2 separate regions of the Mus musculus genome follow, and region 2 is linked to region 1. A link is a loop called in an ENCODE intact Hi-C map of the cell type or tissue named here. Cell type or tissue: left cerebral cortex. All regions are shown on one strand. Links, peaks and the distances in the headings refer to the core of each region. The heading gives the core; the rest is flanking DNA.

Region 1 (12,175 bases), core at 2,110-10,109:
ATTTCAGTTCCAAGCACCATAGTCAATCAACCAATGAGACATTATGGTGATAGGTCTCATACCCTTCTGTGAAAATATCTGGCTATAGCCCAGTGTCCAACCCAGTTAGGTTTCTATTGCTATGATGAACACCATAACCAAAACTAATTTGGGGATGAAAGAGTTTATTTCACTTTACAACTCACAGGTCACACTCCGTCATGGAGGGAAGTCAGGACATGAACTCAAGGGAAGAACATGGAAACAGGAACTGAAGCCAAAACCACGAAAAAGTGCTGCTTTGTGGACTTACTTCCATGGCTTGCTCATCGAACTTTCTTTTTTTTTTTTAGATTTATTTATTTATTATATGTAAGTACACTGTAGCTGTCTTCAGACACACCAGAAGAGGGCATCAGATCTCTGTTACAGGTGGTTGTGAGCCACCATGTGGTTGCTGGGATTTGAACTTTGGACCTTTGGAAGAGCAGTCGGGTGCTCTTACCCCCTGAGCCATCTCACCAGCCCCTCATCGAACTTTCTAATACCATCCAGGATCACCTAGCCAATCGGCACTGCCCACAGTAGGCTGGGCCCTCCCACACCCATCATTAAGAAAATGCCCCTGAAGATGCACCTACGGGCAATCTGATATAGGTATATTCTTAGCTGAGGTTCCTCTTTCCAGAGAACTCTAGCTTGCATCAAGTTGACAAAAAACCAAGCAGAACAGTAGAAACCTAGATCTGCATAATTATAGTGTGAGCCTGGAGGAGAGGCAAGGCTCAGCAAGAGAACTGCTGTGTCAGAATTCTACTTATACCCTATGATTCTATTTACACTTATTGATCTTATAAATGTGAGTGTTTTGTCTGCATGTATGCATGTGCCCAAAGTGTGTGCCTGGTACCACACGTAGGTCAGAAGAGAGTGCTGAATCCCCTGGAACTAGAATTACAAATGGTTATGAACCACCAGGTCAGTGCTGGAGACAAACCCGGATCCTCTGCAAGAGCATCAGATACTCTAAACCACTCGGCCATCTCTCAAGCCCCTTGCAATGACATTTATTTTAAAAATGTCACACCTCTGTTTACACATAATAATTATAAGTAGAAGCTGGGCAGTGGAAGCACACGCCTTTAATCTTTAGAGGCAGAGACATGGGGATCTCTGTGAGTGTGAGACCAGCCTGGGCTACAGAGTGAGATCCAGGACAGCCAGAGCTACAAAGAAAAACCCTGTCTCGAAAGAAAGAAAGAAAGAAAGAAAGAAAGAAAGAAAGAAAGAAAGAAAGAAAGAAAGAAGGAAGGAAGGAAGGAAGGAAGGAAGGAAGGAAGGAGAGAGAGAGAGAGAGAGGGAGGGGGGAAGGAGAGAGGGAGGGAGGGAAGAGGGAGGGAGAGAGAGAGAAAGAGAGAGAGAGAAAGGGCTGGAGAGATAGCTCAGTGGTTAAGAGCACTGATTGCTCTTCCAGAGGTCCTGAGTTCAATTCCCAGCAACCACATGGTGGCTCACAACCACCTGTAATTGTATCCGATGCCCTTTTCTGGTGTTTCTAAAGACAGCAACAGTGTACTCATAAATAAATTAAATAAATCTTTAAAAATAAATAAAATAAAAAACAAAACAAAAACAAAAAAAACAAACAAAAGAAAAAAACCCAAGTCATACTCCAAGTCTTGCTCCTGCATCTTTGACCTGGGGTGGAAGAAGCCAAAAATGGATAAATTCCCACTCTGTGACCACGAGGTATCAGATGAAGATGAGTGCCTCTCCTCTAAAACCCTGGAGGCCATGTGTGTGACAAGCAGCAGGTACAGTTGTGGCAAGATGGCTGTCTTATTCGGATGAGGCTCCACCCTTTCCCATCATCGACATCACAATGCTGTCCTGTGCAGAGGATGAGAGACTCCCGGCAGAAACTGGGCATCTGTGAGAAGCTCCAGAGCACAGTGGCCAGGTTCCTATTGTCCAAGCATCAAGTTCATGAACACCAAGCTGCAGAACTAGGAACGTGAGATCGAGGGCTGTGTAGGGCCAAGTTCAAGGTCCCTGGCTGTCAGAAGACCCACATCTCAAACAAGCAGGGCTTCTTGTTTTGAAAACATGAGAAGCGCTCATTTCTGACGGCTGTGGGATTAACTATGTCTCTGCGTGTGGTCCTCTGGACAAGTAGTAGGCCTTGAACTTGTGAGGGCTTCCTCCGTGCTCAGAAATCATGCCCTACCAGTAATGTTCACTGACAACTCTCACATCCAGCCTCCAAACAAAACACCCAATACAATATGATCGACATCTATAGTATGTATACCATCCAGGACCATATATACGTGTTTTGGGGTTTTTTTGGGGGGGGGGCGGGTTGAGACAGGGTTTCTCTGTATAGCCCTGGCTGTCCTGGAACTCACTCTGTAGACCAGGCTGGCCTCAAACTCAGAAATCTGCCTGCCTCTGCCTCTCAAGTGCTGGAATTAAAGGCGTATGCCACCACTGCCCGGCTTATACGTGTATTAATATACGAAATTGTCGAGTATTTTAAAAGTAATTTTTTAAATCTAAAAAGAAAAGAATAGTAACAAGGAAGAAGTGGGGGGGTGCAGAAGAGAAGAGTGAGGAGAAAGCATGACTATTTAAACCTCTACACAGAGCAGGCAAGTCAACTCAGCGGTTGAAGGTGCCTGCAGCCATGCTCATGGCCAGAATTCAATCTGCAGGACCCAGGACTGGAAGAAGAGAACTAATTTCTGGAAATTGTTCTCTGACCTCCACAAGTGCCGTACATAGCACGTCTACACAAATACTCACAAAAATAAATAAAATAAAACAGCAACATCAGAGCTGGGGTAGGACTTAGCGGTAGAACCCTTGCCTTGCTTGTAAAGGCCCTCAGTTTTATTCCAGGTACCACAAAAATAAGTAAAAATAAAAACAAAACAAAAAACCCAAAAGCTACATTAAGAGCTTGCTGGCGCTTGCAAGATCACACAGAAGAGTGTGACAAACACTTGCACTATAGCAGTTCTCATAAAAACAGATTTCCTTGACCAGTGGCAGCGCAGGCCTTTAATCCCAGTACTCAGGAGGCAGAGGCAGACGCTTTCTGAGTTCGAGGCCAGACTGGTCTACAGAGTGAGTTCTAGGACAGCCAGGGCTACACAGAGAAATCCTGTCTTGAAAAACCAAAACCAAACCAAAATAAAACAAAACAAAAAAATCTCCAAACCAAACCAAACAAACAAAAATCCCATGGTGCTGCTATTTATTGACTGAGTATTTTGGCTGCCTTGAGTTTCCTGTCTGAGAACTGGGATAATAATAGCACATGGGTTTATTATTAGGTTTTAAAAAGACGTGTATAAATGCTTAGTATCTGAAGCACAGTGACCAGCACCCAGTAAGTAACTATTATTATTTTAAAGGGTACAGATGTGAGGGGAAATGCTATCGCCCAAACCTATTCCTCAAATCCCATTCATCAGAGCTTCTCTTTAGCAACCTCCATCCTGTCTGGATGTCTTTTCACCCCTTGCACCACTAGTGAACACCCTGTCTTAGTTAGGGTTTTATTGATGTGAAGAGACACCATGACCATGGCAACCCTTACAAAGAAAACCGCTTAACTGGGGCTGGCTTATAGATTAGTCCATTATTGTCAAGGCAGGAAGCATGGCCACATACAAACAGACATGGAGCTGGAGGAGGAGCTGAGAGTTCTACATCTGGCTCTGCAGGCAGTAAGAAAGAAGACTGAGACACTCGGCTTTGCTTGAGCTTCTGAAACCTCAAAGCCTACCTACTTCCTCCAGCCACCCCACAGCTACTCCAACATGGCCACACCTCTTAATAGTGCCAGTCCTATGAACCTCTAGGCCACCTTCATTCAAACTTCCACACAGCCCATATAAATTCCTTTTTTAAAAAGTATTTATCCCTGTGGCATACATGTATACACAGTACTCTGGTCATTTTCATCCCTCCATTACCCCTATTCCTCTCCCCTTTCTTGTGGCTTTCTATCTAGTCCTATCCCATGCTACTCTCTCTTATCTAAGTACAATCCAAGTCTCTACTCTCTACTTATCTAAGTACAATAAAGGAAAAATGATGTCAAATAATAAAAGATATTTATTTTTTTAGATAAGCCTTGAACTCATAGAGATCCCCCTGCTTCTGCCTGCCATTCACTGGGCTCAAAGGTGTGCACCACACACCCAGCAATGCAAAGATTCTTTTAAGAGGGCCCATAAGGCTGTGCGTGACAGCACAGTGCCTGTGGTCACAGAACTTGGGAAGCAGACTATGCTGGTTCCTTTTTGTCAGCTCGACACAAACCTAGCTATATCTGAGAAGACGGAATCGTGAATGAGAAAAACGCTCCATAAAATGGACCTAAGGCAAGCCCTGGGAGCCATTCATGGATTAATGATTGTTGTGGGTGGACTGAGGGCACCTCGGGCCACCAGTGCCAACCCTGGACAGATGGTTCTGCCTTGTATGAGAATGCAGGCTGAACAAACCTGGAGCAAGAAGTAAGCAATGTCCCCCTGCCCCCCTAGCTTCTGCTATGTCAGTTCCTACTTCCATGTTCCTGCTTTGAGTCCCCTCCCTGAGTTCCCTGTGTGCTCTGGTAGTTGTGAGAGGAGATAAACCTTTTTCTCCCCAAGCAGCTTTTGGTCACAGTATTGTATCACGGCGATAGGCACCCCATCTAAGACACAGAGAAAGGGGGACAGTGAATCTGAGAACAACCCGAGCCACAAAGCAAGACTTTGTCTCAAAAATAGAAAACAAACAAGCAAACCCAAAAACAAAATGAGGGCTTGGCAAGATAGCTCAGTGGGTAGAGGTGCTTGCTACCAGTCCTGGCAACGTGAGTTTGATCCCTGAAACATGATGGAGAGAGAGAGAAATGGCTTCTGCAAGCTATCTTCTCATCTTTGCTCAGACATTGTGGTACATGCCCGTGCACGCATACCTCTCCAAATAGAAACTAAATGTAAACTGTTCTTAAAAGCACTGACTCCCCAGTTTTCAGCCTTGTTTGTATATGTTAAATACCTAGAGGGTCATTTAAGATGTATTTACTTATTTAATGTCTGAGTGCTCTATCTGCATATACACCTACATGCCAGAAGAGGGCATCAGATCACATATTATACAGATGGTTATGAGCCACCATGCGGTTACTGGGATTTGAACTCAAGACCTCTGGAAGAGCAGCCAGTGCTCTTAACTGCTGAGCTATCTCTCCAGTCCCAGACATTTTCTCCTCCTCCTCCTCCTCCTCCTCCTCCTCCTCCTCCTCCTCCTCCTCCTCCTCCTCCTCCTCCTCCTCCTCCTCCTCCTCCTCCTCCTCCTCTTCCTCCTCCTTCTTTTTAATAGATTAAGTGGAGGGCCATTTAAACTCAGCAAGATTATGTTCAGTTAAGACATTATAGATTCTTTAACCTATGTTGATGATAGAAGGTCTTTTTGAGGTTGGCTTTTGAGTTTGGGGCTTTAGTCTCTTCCAAAATAAGCTTTTTGTTCTTTGAGACAGGGTCTTAGTATGCAGTCCTGGGTGGCCTGGACTTTACTATATAGACCAGGCTGGTCTCAGACTTACAGAGATCTGCCTTTCTCTTCTCCCCAACATTGGGATTAAAGGCCTATGACACCCTGCCAGGCTAGGTAGAACTAAGCAATTTTTCCCTTGGCTAGTTTGGAGTTCGCTTTTGAGGCTCCATCGAATGCCCAATGGAACCATACAAATGATTACCCCCGCTGTAACCCCAAAGGTCTTTCAGATGTCCTGTGAACATTCATCTGCGTATTCAGCATGGGCTTACAGTCAAAAATGTTAGTAAAGGACCTTTACAACTTGAAAGATCATGACAGAGACACTTTAAGTCTGAGTCTTGTTTGTTTTGTTTTTTTGAGACAGGGTTTCCTTGTGTTGCCCTAGCTGTCCTGGAACTCTGTATATCAGGCTGGCCTCAAACTCAGAGATCTGCCCATCTCTGTTTCCTGAGAGCTAGAATTAAAGGTGTGTGCTACCACCACCTGGCTAGGCCTGAGTTTTATACTATTCTTTCCTATTGGGAATGCCCTGCAGATGAGAAAGCTACTCTGAGAGGTTAGACTATATAGCAATGATATTGAATATCCCATGTGATCATATGGGTTCCAGAATGTATTTCTGTTCTTGTTTTGTGTGTGTGTGTGTGTGTGTGTGTGTGTGTGTGTGTGTGTGTGTGGCATGCATGCACACATGCCCAAGAGTCTCTTCCAAACCTCTCACCTATTAATACCTAAGGAACATGTGTTGTGTGAATGCATGTGGATGACTTCATTATTCTTTTACACTTTGTTTTGATCCAAAGCACCACCTGTGAGTCACAAGTATTCCCATGTTCTTTTAAAATCTCCAGTCTGGGGATGGAGAGAGGGCTGAGTAGTTAAGACTGCTAACTGTTCTTGCAGAGGGCCAGAGTTCAGTCCCCAAGGCCAACTTGCTTGCATACATTAACAGTCAGTAACTCTAATGCCATGGGATCTAAAGCTGTCTTCTGTCCTCTGCTGGTTTCTGCACTGTAAATGGTTCCCATATACTCATACAGGCTCAGACAGGTACACATAAATAATAAATAAATAAATCTTCAGAAAAAGAAAGAAGAGGCAGCCTCAAGTCTGAGACGAAATACAGTAGCTTCAAAGGGTATGGTAGGCAGTCTACTTAAAATGTGATAAATTCAGGCAGATAATTAATTTCAATGAAGGAAATCTTGCATTTCAATTTTTAGGAGGAAACAAATGTAGAAGAGGCAGATTGGCCTTGGAGAAATAAGAGGAAGGGGGAAATGCATCTTTTGGAGCCAGATGACTCTGGGGAGGGCTTGGTAGCCACTCCCTGTCATTTCTCTGTCTAAGGGAGACATCTAGAGGCTGCTGGATGGTTCTGTTCTGTCTGTCAGGAAAGGCTTTTCCAGATGGCTTCCTCACAGATCCCGTCACAAATCAGAGAGCACTGATCGCAGTGGACAAAGCCCAACTGCTTTGATATTAATCTATGGCTACTTATGATTACAGAGAAGAGAAGAGTAAAGTATAATAGGTGGGAGAACAGTCGTGAAGGACATTAGGGACAACTGAGGAAATCCGAGTATCGACTGAATTCTGGTCGACGTGACTGTGTTGATGTTTATTCTTTCATTTCCCTCCTGCACCTTCTCCTCTTCTTTTCTTTTCCTTTTCTTCTTCTTGTGGCAGGGTCTAGCAATTTGCAGCTCACACAACCTTTTTTGCCTCAGGCTCCCAAGTAACTGGAACAATGGGTGCTCAATAACACATCTGGTCCAAAATTGTTTTTCTTAGGTGTGGTTAGTACATTGTTGATCTTGGAGCTGCAGGCCTCGGTGGTCGTCCAGGATAAGGAAGAGGCTATCATACTATTTTTCTTTGCAAAGTAGCAAGGAAACTTTATATAAAAGCAAAGCTACGTGGAGTGTGGTACACTCCTTTAATCCCATTACTTAGGAGAAAGAGGCAAGTAGATCACCATGAGTTCCAGACCAGCCAGGACTACATAGTGAGACCCTGTTCTTTTTTCTTTCTTTTTTTTAAGAGAGAGAGAGAGAGAGAGAGAGAACTAGAAAATATCATCCTGAGTGAGGTAACCCAATCACAAAAGAACACACGTGGTATGCTTTCACTGATAAGTGGATATTAGCACAAAAGCTCGGAATACCCAAGATACAATTCACAGACCACATGGAGTTCAAAAAGAAAGAAGATCAAAGGACTCCAGTCCTTCCTGGAAAGGGGAATAAAATACTAACAGGAGCAAATATGGAGACAAAGTGTAGAGCAGAGACACAAAGTGTAGAGCAGAGACTGAAGGAAAGGCCATACAGTGACTGTCCCACCTGAGGATTCATCCCATATACAGTTACCAAAACCTGACACTATTGTGGATTGCCAAGAAGTGCATGTTGAAAAGAGCCTGATATGGCTGTCTCCTGAGAGGCCCTGCCAAAGCCTTACAAATACAGAGGAGGATGCTCGCAGCCAACCACTGGACTGAGCCCCAGGGTCCCTAATAGAGGAGTTAGAGAAAGGACTAAAGGAGCTAAAGGGGTTTGCAACCTCATAGATAGAACAACAATATCAATCAATTAACACCCCCCTCCCAGCTCCCAGGGACTAAGCCACCAACCAAGAAGTACACATGACTGGCTCCAGCTGCATATGTAGCAGAGGATGACCTTGTCATGCATCAGTGGGAGGAGAGGCCCTTGGTTCTATGAAGGTTGGATAGATGCCCCAGTGTAGGGGAATCGAGGACAGGGAGGTGGGAGTGGGTGGGTGGGTGGGGAGCACCCTCATAGAAGCAGGGGGAGGGGGAGATGGGATAGGGGGTTTCCAGGAGGGGGGAGACTGGGAAAGGGGATAACATTTGAAATATAAATAAAGAAAATATCCAATAAAAAAAAAGGAAGAGGGGCCGGGTGTGGTGGTACACGCCTTTAATCCCAGCACTTAGGAGGCAGAGGCAGGCAGATTTCTGAGTTTGAGGCCAGCCTGGTCTACAAAGTGAGTTCCAGGACAGCCAGGGCTATACAGAGAAACCCTGTCTCAAAAACAAAAACAAAAACAAAAACAAAACAAAACAAAAACAAAACAAAACAAAACAAAGGAAGAAAGAAAGAAATCCTTGAGTAAGAAAGCACTCAAGGATTTTACTTCTTAAAACAAAATAAAAAACACCTGAATACAAGTGTGTTGAGCAGGGTAGCTTGCTTGAGGGACTGGGAGCCGGTAGGAACTCCACAGGAAGACTGAGAGTCAACTAACCTGGGCTCTTGGGACTCCCAGAGATGGAACCACCAACCAAAGAGCATACATGGGCTGGACCTAGGCCTCTCCCTCTGCCCACACACACCTATGTAGCAGATGTGCAACTTGGTCTTATCCAGGTCCCCCAATAACTGGGGAGGGGGTTGTCCCTGACTCTGATGCTTGAGTACAGATCCTGTTCCCCTAACTGGCCCTCCTTGTTTGGCCTCAGTGAGAGAGGGTGTGCCTAGTGCTACAGTGACTTGATATGCCAGGGTGGATGGATACCCGGGGGGACCTCCCCCTTTTCAGAGAAGGGGATGGGAAAGAGGGGAGAGGCTGTGTGAGTTGGAATAGGGAGTAGGAGGGGCTGCAATCTGGATGTAAAGTGAATAGATAAATAAATTAATGGGGAAAAAATGATCAAAATCTGAACCTGGTGGCACAGGCCTGTCAATCCTGTACTGAGCAGCTGAGGAAAGAGGCTCATAGGTTCAAGGCCCGCCTGGGCTACAGAGTCACTTCAAGGCCAGACTGAACATCTTCAGGGAGACCCTAGTTCAAATCAAACGTGAAAGATAAGCCTGTGGTAGTTCATGTCTTTAATCCCAGCACTTGGGAGGCAGAGGAAGGCAAATCTATGTGAGTTCCAGGTCAGCCTGGTCTACAAAGTGAGTTCTAGACCAGCCAAAACTACACAGAGAGACCCCTCTCTTGGAAAAAGAAAAAGGGGAGGGGGGTGCTGAGGAATAGCTCAATGGTGGAACGCTGGCTTAGCATGTGATCTCCAGCCCACTTAAAACAAGAAACATGACCGGAAAAGGTCACCTAAAACGGGTGTGGTAGCACACTCCATTGTCCCTGGCACTCAGAGGAGGGTAGATCTCCTTGAGTTCTATGCCAGCCAGGGCTATATAATGAGACCTTGTCTCATAAAAGCAAAGCAAAACAACAAAAGAAACAAGCAAGACACAACAACAGAAACTTGAGCTTGAGCGGAATATTGCTGCTTGCCTGTAATCCCAGCAACACAGGTAGCTGAGGCAGGGGGAGCATACCTTGAACTGGACCTGGAATCAAAACAACGGAACCGGGGCTGGAGAGATGGCTCAGCGGTTAAGAGCACTGACTGTTCTTCCAAAGGTCCTGAGTTCAAATCCCAGCAACCACATGGTGGCTTACAACCATCTGTAATGTCATCTTGGCATCCTCTACTGGTGTGTCTGAAGACAGCTACAGTGTACTTACATACACATAATAAATAGGGGGCTGGTGAGGTCGCTCAGTGGTTAAGAGCGCTGACTGCTCTTCCAAAGGTCCTGAGTTCAAATCCCAGCAACCACATGGTGGCTCACAACCATCTGTAACGAAATCTGATGCTCTCTTCTGGAGTGTCTGAAGACACACTACAGTGTACTTACATATAATAAATAAATAAATATTTTAAAAAAACAAATAATAAATCTTTTTTTAAAAAACAGAACTGAATTTGCATCTGCGTAACCACCAACGCCCCCCCCCCCCCTTTTGTTGTTGCTTTTGTTGTTGCCTGTGTGGAAACAATGTTTCCTGCCTCTGGCATCTCCAGGTCAGGGATCGCTCACAGGCTCATCCTCTGTGCTTTCTATCACCTCTGCTGTGCTCAGCAAACACAAACACTTGGTGATGCTAGAAAGCTTCACACCGCCCACCCGCCCTGCCCCTGCCGCTGCCAGGGTCTCTCTGGGCTGCCTTCCTCCCTTCCCCCAGCCTAGCTTCTCAGGCTGACTCCTGCGGGTCCTCCGGATTCCTGTACTGGAAAAGCCGTACTGTCCTACTTCTCGGCTGGTAGATCATTTTCCCTGCCTCAGCACTTAACCCAGTCTAGTCTAATTATCCGTTTTCTTGACCGATATCTCCCTAAGACTACAGTTTCCTGGAATAGATAAGAACTCTTTTTACAGCTGTAACCCGAGTCCCTGACACTGCACCTGCACAGAAGGGCTTGAGGACTTACGCGAGCGAGAATGGCCCACACCAGACTGACCAACGTTTTAGAGCATCAAATGGAATGCAGCTGTACTAGAGAGACTAAATATCTGTGCACATCATAATTTAGCATAAATACGAAAATAGTTGCTTGATATGAAATGGATTTTAATTAGGATTAGGATAGAAAATCTTAGAAATTACGTTTTATAAAATTAAGTTCTCTTCAAAAGTACTCTCTACTTATTGAACTACTTTTAGACATGTAAGAAGAGGGCATCGGATCTCATTACAGATGGGTGTGAGCCACCATGTAGGTTGCTGGGCTACAGAACTCGGGACCACTGGAAGAGCAAGCAGCCAGTGCTCTTTCCCGCAGAGCCATCTCTCCAGCCCTTGAACTACTTTTAAACCTTTAATTTTAGTTACTATTATTTTGTGTGCATTTATGTAGAGTCTGTGTAGAGATCCTAGGACAGATCGTAGGAATCGGTTCTCCCCTTCTATTATGTGAGCTCTGAGAATCAAATAGGTTATCAGGTTTGGTGGCAAACTTGCTGAGCCACCTCAGTCCTGTCTGTAGCTCAGTATTGCTTTTACAATGCAGTTATATCAAGAGTATGTGTCTTTACTTGTATCTAGTATTTCAAGTTGTAGTACTGTTTCTAAAACCAGCTAACTATCTTATATTTTCTACATGTAGTCATGCATGAAGGTAAATATTTCCCCAACAATTAGACCACCTATTTTTCTCCTATTTTATTACTTTAGCTAGAACAACAACCTTCATATAGACACCATTGCAGTCTGCAAAGATTTTGCCATATTTATCTCAGCAAGGGGCTTTCTCAGTGCCCAGATTCTCGAGCCTATATGAACCTGTATGTGGAGAGCTAGAGACCATGTGTCTCCCTTCCTTATACTTGGAAAGGCTCTTCAGTAAGCTCACCAGCACTGGAGTTAAGGTCTCAGATGGATTTTACTCTAGCTACCTAGACCAGCTCCAAGTATCCTCCCAGAAAGCATCCACCAGCCTTATGATGGCCTCTTCACACCTGAAGGCTCGGGCACAGTCACAGCAAGCCCCTTTTATTATAAGACTTTATTCCAACCAAGACTTCAGGGTTTTGTTGTTGCTGCTGTGTTTATATTTGGTGGTATTCGGGATGAAACCTAGGGCCTTGCATGCTGGGCCAGGGCTTTCCCATCAAGGTACATCACTAGCCCTCTTTTTAACTTTAAAAGGATTTTAAATTACATGAATTTATTTCCTGGGGGATGGGTTGGTATCCTGTCAGAAAACAACTTTCAAGATTCTGCCAAACACAAAAAGAAAAAATTGCTGTTGCTGTTGAGCTGGGTTTGGTAGCAATTTACTTATAATCCCAGCCCTTAAGAGGTCAAAGCAGGAGGA
Region 2 (12,175 bases), core at 2,473-10,472, 450 kb before region 1:
CTCCCTTTTGCTCAGTGTGTCCTGGTGGGCGGGGGGGGGGGCGGGGGGGGAGCAGAAAGGGAGACACATGGCCAGGGAACGCAAAGCCAGGGTTGGAGGCTGCTTCAGCAGTTCTCAGTCTCCCAGGGCGGTGACTTTCCTACCAAGGCCACCATCTCAGAGGTGAAAGGGAGACATTCTGGGGTGCCTCTGTGGGGTGCAGAAAACGTGTCTGTCTGTCTGTCTGTCTCTGTGCTGGGGGGTGATGAACAGTTTCCTTCTGAACACGCTCAATTTTCAGCCTCCTTCACTTATATCCATATTCTATGGCTTTGGGCATTATTGCCTCCAAAGTGGGCCTCCAGTTTCTGCCCCCATCGAGGAGAAGTGGCTTGCCTGTGTGTCCCCCCCAACCCCCCAGCCTCTGACCACAGGCCCACGGTACTGACCTGGAGCCTACAGTAGCACAGGACAGCAATGATACAGAGGAGGATCACTGTAGCTAGGATTCCGCCAGTGATCACAACCGTTCCCGCTGTCATCCGCCCGGCGCCCCATCAAACTCTGCAAAGATGTATGCCGGTAAGTGAGGAGTAGTTGGTCCACATTCTCTGCACAGCAGTAGACAGGAGGACAGGAGCTGAGTGGACCCAGGCCCGCATTGGTTTCCTGAAGGGCAGAGAGGACTTGCTATGCTTAACCCAGAGTGGGATGGGGGCCTCCGCTGCAGGAGGGAAAAGACAGAGAGTGCTGACTGCTCCATTTCTCCTTGTGTCACCTGGTTTCTCTCTTTGCCTCCTCCGTTACTATTGTTACTATTGTTGTTGTTGTTGTTGTTATGTATATATGCGTGCCTGTGTGTATATGGGGTAGATGTGAAGACCAAAGGACAACCGTGGGTGTTGTTCCTATCATCATCATTATTATTTTGTTTTGTTTTGAAACAGGGTTTCTCCAAGTTACTCTAGCTGTCCTGGAATTGGGTCTGTAGACCAGGCAAGCCTTGAACTCACTTTCCTCTGCCTCCCAAATGCTGGGATTAAAGACATGCACCCCCCCCCCGTCTTCTTTCCTCTCTCTCTCTCTCTCTCTCTCTCTCTCTCTCTCTCTCTCTCTCTCAGACAAAACCTCTTACTAGCCCAGAACTTGCCAAGGAGGCTAGGTTAGATGGTCAAGGAGCCCCAGGATTTGCCTATTTCAGACTCTCATCCTAGTATTACAAATGCCCGTCATCACATCTGACTCTTTTTAAATGTGAGGTCTAGGGAGCAGACTCGGGTCCTCTTTGGAGACTGAACCCAGGTCCTTATGCTTGCAAAACAAACCCTATTATTCCTCCTCAGTCTTCACCTCCTTCATGACTTCCTGCTCTCGTAGCTAGAAGAAGAAATACCAGAAGGGCGTTGTCTGTGGGGAGTTATGCTAAGTATTCCCCATTTCCCACAATGCCTCAGGAATCGTCACATTAACCTTTTGAGACAGCTACTCACTATCCATGTTCTGCATATGGGGCACTGCCCTGAGGCTTTGACCTATTTGCCTGGAATTGCACCTAGCCTGGCTCCCCCTACAAGCCAAGCTCTGTATCACTTCTCTCTTGGGGACAAATATCATTGGCTTCTGAAACGTTGGGGACATGAGCCCAGAGAGAGCTGGCAGGCAACATTCTGGATCCAAGAAGGCCATGACCAGGCTAGGAAAACTGGTCTTGGTTCTTGGAATCAAATGAGCAGGACAGAGGCAGGCTGTGGGTCAGGCCATTGTGGCCTTTGGCAGGCCAGTGAGAACTGGTTTCTGAGCTTCCAGGCCTATGGGGACCCCACCCACACCCCTGCTGGACAGTGGTGGCTTCATGGCTTGAGGATGGAGGGAGGATTTCAAGGACTTACATTCAGTGAAGGGAGCGATGACCTGTAAGACAGCAAAAGGGACAGAGATATTGGGAAGAGAATGTTACTCCCGACAGCACTTGGATATCCACTGTTATCTCAAACTCAATACCCACAGGAAAAAGGCACTATTTTGCTCTAAGTTGTCCCTATCTGTCATGATTCCACTGCAGCTAGGCCTCAGCTGCACCCTACTTACCAAGCCCTGAATCCTGTGTGGTCACCTGGATGAAGGGGTACCCATTCCTTCACTCAAAGGTGCCATTTGCCCACCAGGTGCTCTTAGAAAGCCTGCTTCTTGTTGGGGTTGGTCTGGTGCAGCTATGTATTCAAATACTAAACACTGCCCCCCCCCCACTAAATCTGGTTGCTCACCCCATGAGGAGATCATCGCGTACACCACGTGATGCTATGTAACTGTCCTCCCCAAGTTAATTGGTCAGTAAAAAGCTAAAGCCTGTGATTGGGCAGTAGATAGGTGTAGGCAGATGTAGGCCAAAGAGGAAAGATGAAGAAGAGAGGCGATGGAGAGGAGAGGAAGGAGCCATGAGGAGATGGACCATGAGCACGTGGCCAGGAGAAACAGCAAATATCAAGGGACATGTGGCTGGGATATAAGTTAGAACAGCTCCAAAATCTGCCTGATCTAGGCTTAGAGTTTATAAAGAAAATACCTGAGTTGTGTGTCTTTTATACAGGCTAGCTAGACTCTATCATTGCTTTTACAGCTTCTACTGCATTTAGAAGTACCAAGCAGCCTCGCTGCTACTAACCTGGCTGTGAACCAGCAGTGTGGGCCTGCGCTTGCAACAAGGTGTCTCCTGTTCACCACAGAGCCTAAGGAGTGGGAATTTGCATTTTAAAAAAAGTCTTGGGGCTGGTGAGATGGCTCAGTGGTTAAGAGCGCCGACTGCTCTTCCGAAGGTCCGGAGTTCAAATCCCAGCAACCACATGGTGGCTCACAACCATCCGTAACGAAATCTGATGCCCTCTTCTGGAATGTCTGAGGACAGCTACAGTGTACTTACATATAATAAATAAGTAAATCTTTAAAAAAAAAAAAGTCTCAGGAGATTTATTTGCACATGAGTCTGATCAGAGGTGCCACGCTGTTCTGGCTGAACTATCTCAGAGACTTTTGGTCGTCTTTGGTCTTCTGTCCCCTGTGCCAGTTCAGGCTGAACTGGTGTACTGGCTTCCTAACGAGCCTTCCTGGGTTTGTGTGTGAGACCTGTGCTTTCCACTGTGGTTCGGCCTTTCTTCAGCCCCTCCTGTGCCTGCCTGTGACTCCAGCATCTTTCTAGCACTGCCTGAAAATAGATACATAGTTTTAAGTTGACTAGCTTCTACCAAAATAAGACTTGAAGAGTGGAATACATGGGAAGGCACTGCGGTCGGGAGGGCACTGCGGTCGGTCGGATCCAGAATTGGGACGAGAGCTCAGGAATGGGGCAGCCAAGTAAGGCTGCTTGGTGCCTTGAAGGATGTGTAAGATCTGAATACATGGAGAAACATGATCACATACCACCAGAGCCCCTCAGGACTTCCCATCACCACCAGCGTCAAAGGCTCTGCCCTCCCCAACTTTCCTGCAGGTTCACCTTCATTTACCTTCTACTCAGCCCCCATTGTTCCTTCAGCTGAAGCTCCTGCTCCCTGTAGCAGTCCTGGCTCTTGTGTATGTGTGTGTGTGTGTGTGTGTGTGTGTGTGTGTGTGTGTGTTTGCTGATTACTGATCTTACAAGTCCGAGATAAATCCTGTAAGCTGAGAGAAGGTGGTGCTGATAGAAACGAAGCAGTCCAGGGGTTGAAAAACACGGGGGTGGGGTGGGGTGGATTGGGGAGGAAAAGGAAGGGGGAGGGGAAATGGCTGGTGAACAAGGCCCTGAGAACTAAAAAAGTCTGGGAAGGCTGGGACTCACTAGGAGTAGGCATGAAGTAAACAGGGTTTTGTTGGAGTGATGTTCTTGTGCAGTGGGTAAAGACTATCCTTGTATTATTCAAATGTTGGTGAGAAATCAACACCGAGAGATGGGTAGAGGCCGACTTTGGTTTTGTCTCGGTGTTTTGTAAACATTCTTCTCCGCCATCCTTGGGTCAATAAAGAGCTTCTCAGACAATTGCAGAGGAAATGGGAAGGTTGGACTTCGGATCCCAGCCCCCTAGGGGTCCCAGGGAGAGAGAAGGATGCGAAGGACCACAGGAAAAAAGATAGAGAGACCATGGGGAGAGATCAGGAGGATTTGCCAGGAGATAGCCGTGACAGAGTAGGACGTGGACCAGAGCGAGCCAGGGCGATACAAATTGAAGGTCCTCTGGCTGGGAAGTAGCCTTAGAGTTGGGATAGCTCAGAACCTGCAAGCCTAGGTTTGCAGCTTGTTAATAAACTTAATAGACCTTTGTGTCAGTTATTTGGGAACCAGACTGGGCTAAGAGGCATAGAAATTCCCTGCAGTTACTCTGGTACAAAGAGGGTAGAAGAAAAGTCCCGAAGACTTCGAGTTACAGGGCTTCAGGACAGAAGAGGAGCTGAGACTCGATTCCTTTGGAGGTGATGGGAAGTCCTGAGGGGCTTTGGTGGCATATGATCATCTTTCTCTACTTGTTCAGATCTCACACATCCTTCAAAGCACCAAGCAACCTTCCTTGGCTGCCCCATTCCCAAGTCCTTGCCTCAATTCTGGATTCTACCGCAATATCTTTCCCCTTTCCATATTCTATTTCTCAAGTCTTATTCTAGTGGGTACTAGTGAATATATATATATATATAACATATGAGTGTTTTGCCTGTGTGCATGCATGTGCACCACATGTGTGTACCTGGTACCTGAGGAAGCCAGATAGGGTTTTAGATCCCCTGGAATTGGAGTTACACATGGCTGTGAGCTACCCATGTGGATGCTGGGAATTGAATCAGGATCTTCTTGGGGATAAAAAAAACAAAACAAAACAAAAAAACCCAGCAAGGGCTCATAATTGTGGAGCCATTTTTCTTTTGATGCAAAAATACCTTAAGCCTTCTACTAAGTTGTGTATATTGCGGGGGCTTTGGGGGGGTTCTGCCTGAGATTCAATAATAAAGACATGGAGACATCTCTATGGTATGAGGCTGTTATGTTAGCCTGTTTGCTAGGGCAGTCCCTCAGCCACACATGTCTCTCCACCAGGCCTCCCTGACCCACCAGGCCCACCCTGACCAGGCCTCCCTGACCCACCAGGCCCACCCTGACCAGGCCTCCCTGACCCACCAGGCCCACCCTGACCAGGCCTCCCTGACCCACCAGGCCCACCTTGACCAGGTCTCCCTGACCCCACCAGGTCTCCCTGACCAACCCCTGCTCTGCTTCAGTCCCTCTGCCCCAGCTCCTATGGCAAGCAAGCTCTTTATCAAAAGCCACATTCCTTTCTCCTAGAAAAAAAAATCTATTAGTGTAGGAGAGGCTCTACAGTCTACTCATTGTGAGCAGGGCTAAGCCCAGTCCAAACCTCAGCGTTGCCTCTTGGCAAGATTAAGGGCAATGTGACCTTCTGTGACACCCCCCCCCCGCCCCGTGACAACTTTTTAATATGATAATATCAGAGAATCCACTTGGCACAGTGATTAACAATTGAGAATGCTGGGACACACTTTCTTTTCTTTTCCTTTTTAAAAATTGGTTATTTTTTTATTTACATTTTAAATGGTACCCCCTTTCTTGGTTCCCCCCTCTAGGATACCTCCTATCCCATTCCCCCTCCCCCTGCTTCTATGAGAGTGTTCCTCCACCCACCAACCCACCCACTCCCACCTCCCTGCCCTTGATTCCCCATATACTGGAGCATCTATCGAACCTTCATAGGACCAAGGACCTCTCCTCCTATTGATGCCTGACAAGGCCATCCTCTGCTTACATATGCAGCTGGAACCATGTGTACTCCTTGGTTGGTGGCTTAATCGGGGGGGGGGTGCAGTCTGGTTGGTTGATATTGTTGTTCCTCCTATAGGGTTGCAAACCCCTTTAGTTCCTTCAGTCCTTTCTCTACCTTCTCCATTGGGGACCCCATGCTCAGTCCAATGTTTGGCTGCGAGCATCTGCCTCTGTATCTGGCAGGGCCTCTCAGGAGACAGCTATATCAGGCTCCTATCAGCAAGCATTTTTTGACATCCACAATAATGTCGGAGTTTGGTGATTGTATATGGGATGAATTCCCAGGTGTGTCAGTCTCTAGATGTCCTTTCCTTCAGTCTCTGCTCTACACTTTTTTTTTGTTTTGTTTTCTTCGAGACAGGGTTTCTCTGTGTAGCCCTGGCTGTCCTGGAACTCACTATGTAGACCAGGCTGGCCTCGAACTCAGAAATCCACCTGCCTCTGCCTCTCAAATGCTGGGATTAAAGGCGTACACCACCACCGCCCGGCTGGGACACACTTTCATAGCCGGTTGATACAATATGTGTGGGGGTAGGTTACCCCAATAGTTGTAACCTGTCTTACATTGTTTCCCACACTTGCTGCTCCAAACACTATACACCGTGCCATGATACACAGCGGGTATTATGTGCTTAATAAAAATTGGGAAATTGGTTCCCAGTAACACATCACAGGCTGACAGGTATTACACTAACTGACCACTAGGGGTCAGCAAGCTACAACTTTTAATTCCACCTGCAAAATTGAGCATCTCATTGAAGGTGGATTTGGCTCTGCCCAGATGTGTGCTAGGCCTTGTTTCTGGTGGTTCCTGAAGCATCTGGGTGGTAGGTGGGAGGAGGAGATGAATCTCATGCTGGAGAGAATTTATATGATGCCATGATAAGGTCAGTGAATGTCCCCCTCCTTCCATGTCCCCTAAAACATGTAAGGCACGTACAAAATGTGTACATGCCAAGGCTGCTAGCAAGACAGAGGCTTTCTTTTTCCTTTCCTTCCCTTTCTCTTTCTCTTTCTCTTTCTCTTTCTCTTTCTCTTTCTCTTTCTCTTTCTCTTTCTCTTTCTCTCTCTCTCTCTTCTCTTTTTTCTCTTTCTCTTCCTTCCTTCCTTCCTTCCTTCCTTCCTCCCCTTCCTCCTCTTCCTCCTCTTCCCTCCTTCCTTCCTCCTCTTCCCCCTCCCCCTCCCCCTCCCCTTCTTCTTCTTCTTCTTCTTCTTCTTCTTCTTCTTCTTCTTCTTCTTCTTCTTCTTCTTCTTCTTCTTCTTCTTTTCTCTCCCTCCCTCCCTCCCCCCTCCCTCTCTCTGAGGCAGGATCCCAATCTGTAGCTCTGGCTGGCTCGGAGCTTTCTATGTAGCCCAAGCAACATGTAGCAATCCTCCTGCATGAGGATCTCAAGTGCTGGTATGTCAGCTGTGAGGCCACCATACTGGCCTTGAAAGCCTTAGTCCACTCTGCTGGGATCTGTAGAAGACAAGGGCTTCCCCTTGTAAGAATAGTGCCTCCCTCTCTGCACTAGGCCCTGGCCTCCCCTCTGTGTGTGTGTGTGTGTGTGTGTGTGTGTGTGTGTGTGGCCTTGCATACTGCCCTTCTTTCCCGTGTGGATATAACTATGACTTGCCTCTAAGAACCTGCAAAAGGCAACAAAGATAATAGGAATAACAGGATGAAAAGGGAATAGGCAGGTTCAAGGTGCATGCTCCTTTGTCACGAGGCAACTCTCCCTTTGCTGGCTTAGATGCTCTGAGCTGCTATGTTGGGAGATCCATGTGACCTGAGAGTGTAGGCAGACTGTGGCCAATCACAAGCTGGAAGCTGAGGCTCTTTGTCCATGGCTCAGAAGTAACAGAACCATCACAGCATTCATGAGATGCACACATGAGAACAGAAGTAAGTCTGTTTCCCATTCACTCACTCAAGCTTCCAGATGGAACCACAATCCCACACCTCAGATGCAGGCTCTCCACCAGTGCCGAAGCAGTGGCCTTAGCTCCGCATAGCAGAATTCCCGACTCACAGAAACTCTGAGATGTTCTGTGTGCATAGTTTTTTAAGCTGCTATACTTGTTTCATAGCAAAAAACAATTAATATACCTTCTTGCATCTTTCCAAAATATAAAATAAAATAAAATCTCACTACCCAGGCAGAGAGGCCAGACTTCTCAGAGATCTATCTCAATCACAGGGTAGCAGGTACAGAGAGCCAGGAGGATCTCCAGGCTACTGCTGGGCTCCCTCTGCCTCTTCAATAGCTTCATAAAAAGGAGACCAAAGTTCCTGTGTTCCCACCCGGGTCCCCTCAGAGCTGGGCAGAACAACTCGCTGGTGGCTAACCCGAAGGAAAAGTGTCCCCAAAGGAAAACCTCCCCACTGAAGAATTCTGAGGGCCTGTTCTCTGAGTCTAAGGCTGTTACTGCAGGCCCTCGGCACCCCCCTTCCTACCTGGGGCCCAGATCTTCTGGGAAGAAAGCTTCGGCCTGTGCTTTGTACTTACAGGAAACAGCTGGAGCAGCGGTGGCTCACTCATGCAGGCTGAACATGAGCAGATAGCAGCTGGGGAGGCATCATGGCCAAGGGCATCATGGGTCCCTGCTGGAGAAGACAGGAGTGGGCAAGGTTACTGGGATGTGGAGGTTGGTCAGACAAGCTAGAAGTTCTTCAGTTCTTAGAAGACCATACTCAGCTCCTTCTTCTTTCAGCTCTGCTGTCTATAACCCTCCGTCCACTTCAGGAGGAGAACACGGGGGCAAGAGGCTCAGTGGGGACAGGAACCCACCTACAACCTTTCAAACCCCACTCAGGTATATGTGCTGTGTATGGTGCTCAGCCTCAGGTATCTGGGAGGGGATCTGATCACTAGTGACATCTATGGAACCAGCTACCACTGAGCACACTCTGTTTCTCTACGCTCTGAAGCCGGAGCTCAGGGGTTGGTGCAGATCTAAGGCCAGTAGGACTTGGGAGCAGAGCTTGGGAAAAGTTGAAAAGAAGGCTGATGGTCACCCAGAGAGTGACCCTGTCCACACATCACCCTCCTCTTCCTTCTGGGTAGTTCTTGCTCCTGACGCTGGAGATGCCCGACTCAGGCTTGCTTTTCTCAAGGATGTTCCTGCCCTTTGAACCATAAGGCAGGTATGAATGGGAATGCCTGATGCAAAAGCAGTAGCGGGTCCCTTCTAAGGACAGGCTCAAGATTCAGACTCCCTTTCACTAGCTAACTCCCTCCCTTGCTGGCTCTAATGCGGCCAGTGGTTATGTTGTAAGGCCTATTTGGGCAGATTTTGTCAAGAATCAAGTGGGAACTGGCCTTCTGTGCTCCTACTGAATTTGGAGTGAGATTAAAGCATATGAATAGAACTCAGAAGACCACAGAGTATTCAGGCAGGTTCCCTATTCTGGCCATGTGCTGAATGGACAGTGGAAATACAAGGTGTCTGTCTCAGGATCCAGCCCCACACTCCACACACACATAAGGGGAATCAGTTATTTGGTGAAGAGCTAGAGAGGAAATCTCTTTGGCAAAGCCATTGCTGAGCTGTGAAGGCCTCCTTCCCACCCACTAGCGAGAAGAGCTGTGGCTGATCCACTGCTCTACCCAATAGTTAGTGAGCCAATCCCAATGGGTGGGTGGCTCCCAGATACCCAGGGGCTAAGCAAAGAGTTACCAAGAGGCCCCTGGAAAGAGCGTGCTGCATGGGGCTTTGCTCAAGAACAAGGTCTTGAGATTCCTTTTAAAGTATAGTCAGCGAAGACATCTCTCCAGCTCCCCTCTAATCAAAACAAAACATCACAACAATCCCCACAAATCACACCTCAGCCCAATCCAGCTGCTTTTTATCTTATTTCCAAAAGACAGTTGCTGGTGTTCTTATAAACTGTAGAGTGCCAGTCATAAGTCATAACCAGCCTGCTCCCATGACTTTCAGTGTAGAAATATGAGTCACAGACATGCAAAGACTCTTTTTTGTTTTTGTTTTTGTTTTTCGAGACAGGGTTTCTCTGTGTAGCCCTGGCTGTCCTGGAACTCACTCTGTAGACCAGGCTGGCCTTGAACTTAGAAATCCGCCTGCCTCTGCCTCCCAAGTGCTGGAATTAAAGGAGTGTGCCACCACGCCTGGTTTGCAAAGACTCTTAAAAGAGCTGGCCCCCAACATCTTATTTAACAGGGAGAAGCCAAGTTCAGAGAGGATGAGTAACTTGCTCGACCACACAGCAGGGTCGAGACAGATGCATCTGGAGAGGCACTGGGTGTGGAGCCTCTGGTCCTGCTGTCTGTCCTTCCAGAAGGGCTATACAAATTTCACCAGGAGCCGAGGTGTCCCCTGGAGTGTACTTTCTTGAAGCAGGTTTGTAGTAACAATCAACCAAGTTACAGGTTAAGAGGCAGAGACCGCCCAAACCTCCCAGAGCCACACCCACAGTGGGCGGAGTCTGTATTGTACCAGGCTTAGATCTTGCCATCTTGCCGTCTGGCCCTTTGGGGAAGTGATACAGGAATGGAGGTCTTTGGGAGGTTTCAGTCTGGAGGCAGCAGGGGTGGGGTGGGAAGCATGTAGGAGGGGTGACCTTGTAGAATCAGTGACATCATCTGGTACCCACGTCAAGGCTGGTTCTGGGTTCGGTGCCCTTCGGGCCGAATACATTAGTAGTCCTGAGGTGGGAATTCAGAGCACATCAGCCTGGAAGGTGGAGCATAGATGGGGAAGGACACTAAAAGCCACTCTCCATTAAACTAGAGATCTCTGCTCTCTCAAAGGGACCGCCCTGCCATCAGTAACCCCAAAGGGTCACCTCATTCACTTCCTGGGCGACTAAAGATGCAGAAGGCAGGCTGCAGCTGGCACCAACGTATGTGATTAATGGCCTCTGCCCCTGCTCCACCCTGTTAGGAGCACAAATTAATTGAGTGGGGGCTAAGCACCAGCTGATGTCAATTTCTTCTGATGCAATTAAGCCTTCGCCAGTCATTTATTAACTGGTGAAATTGACACAGCAGGTTAGCAGCTGGAGGAGAGGGACTGTTGTTTCCTTGTAAACTGTCTAGGACAGCAAGCCTCAGGCCAGGCTGGTGAGAGAGGGAGGCTGAGGCAGGGTGGGGGTGGGGCTGAAGCTCAAGCATCTGTTGTTTCTGTGCCCACTGATGAGCCCTGACTCTCAGATGAGGGTCTGAAGAGTTGCTTTTGCCCCAGATAAGTAACCTCAGGCTCCCAGAGACGTGTGCTGTTGGAAAAAACAACACCTGCAGAGCATTAAGAAGAGTCAAAGCCATGACATAAAAGGGGGTCTCTATCATGTCACCTTGGCCTTGGTGTGTCCTAAGACCCTGCAGGTCCTTGTGCCGAGACATTCAAGCACAGCCCACGATAGGCAACTTCAACACTACCAGAAAAAGAACAGGGGGCAGAATCCATGATTCTAAATACGGTCAAGAAGACAGTGAAGGGTAACCATTATAACTCCACCCCTTGTCACCCAAACACATAATTTTAAATCCTAGGCCCCTAAAGCCTCATTTTCATCTCATAATGAAAATGCATTTCACCCACCTTTAAAAGCCCTCAAAGGCTTTAGACAGTTTTGACACTGTTTAAAAGTTCAAAGTCACTTCTGAAATGCAAAGCTGTCTTGTTTTTATTTCTGCAAGTGTGTGTGTGTGTGTGTGTGTGTGTGTGTGTGTGTATGTGTGTGTGTGTGTGTGTGCGTGCATATAAGATTGCATATGTGAGCCAGGAGGAGAGAGAGAGACAGGAGGAGGGTAAGAGAAGACATCCTGGGAGAACACACCTGAAGCCCAAAGAACAAGATCAAACATGTCTAAAAGGCCCCGTTCCTGGTGCAAACTGTCCAACAGCATCCACTGAGCTGTGCTCTTCACAGGGGGTGCTCTCCCACATCCTGCAGTGCGGCCTCCCCTCTCTCCCCACTAGCCTTCCTGACTTGATTGCATCCCTCTGAGAACATCCCTGCCGCAGTTACCAGATGGATAAGCTTCCCTTTCTGAACCTCACCTAGTGTTCTTGCCTGTTAACTGTCGGCCCCCACATCAAGGGAGTCTTTTAAAAAACGATACCCTTATTTTAAATCAAAGTTTCACCTCCAATTCTTGACAGATAGTTTGATGGTTTGAAAGAAATGGGCCCCCAGGGGCTCTCCCATGTTTGGATGTTTGGTCCCCAGTTGACAGAGTTGCTAGGGACAGACTTTTAGGTTCTAAAAGCCCATGTTATTGCTAGTTAATTCTCCCTCTCCCTCCCCCCTCCCCTCCCCTCCCTCTCCCCCTCCCCCCTCTCTCTGTAGATCAGGATGTAAGTGCTCAGCTGCTGTTCCAGTGCCATGTTTGATGCAGTGCTCCCCAGCAGGATGATCATGGATGTTAACATTCTGAACTGTGAGCCCAGATTAAA

The links. A loop is a pair of places that touch in the nucleus more often than their neighbours do. Peaks named below come from ENCODE experiments on the same cell type or tissue, not always from the same donor. Only the 100,000 strongest peaks of a DNase experiment are listed, where the experiment ranks them.
Region 2: a loop joins it to region 1, with 5 times the contacts of the local background. A loop is called at or near these places in 14 of 42 quality-filtered maps.

The regions. Positions count from the first base shown.
Region 1 is chr1:156,533,469-156,545,643 of GRCm38, forward strand. It overlaps the pseudogene Gm17975. Among named protein-coding and RNA genes, the nearest start is that of Abl2, 19 kb to the right of the region's middle. In left cerebral cortex, for the core only: CTCF peaks have their summits at 5,101 (motif pointing right) and 6,908; a DNase peak (open chromatin) is centred at 6,897.
Region 2 is chr1:156,079,524-156,091,698 of GRCm38, forward strand. Fam163a (family with sequence similarity 163, member A) reads right to left here. Exons shown (of 5, transcript NM_177838.3): 2 at 8,266-8,363; 3 at 1,869-1,890; 4 at 429-648. The coding sequence starts at 521. Among named protein-coding and RNA genes, the nearest start is that of Tor1aip1, 49 kb to the left of the region's middle. In left cerebral cortex, for the core only: a CTCF peak has its summit at 6,469 (motif pointing right); DNase peaks (open chromatin) are centred at 6,504 and 7,613.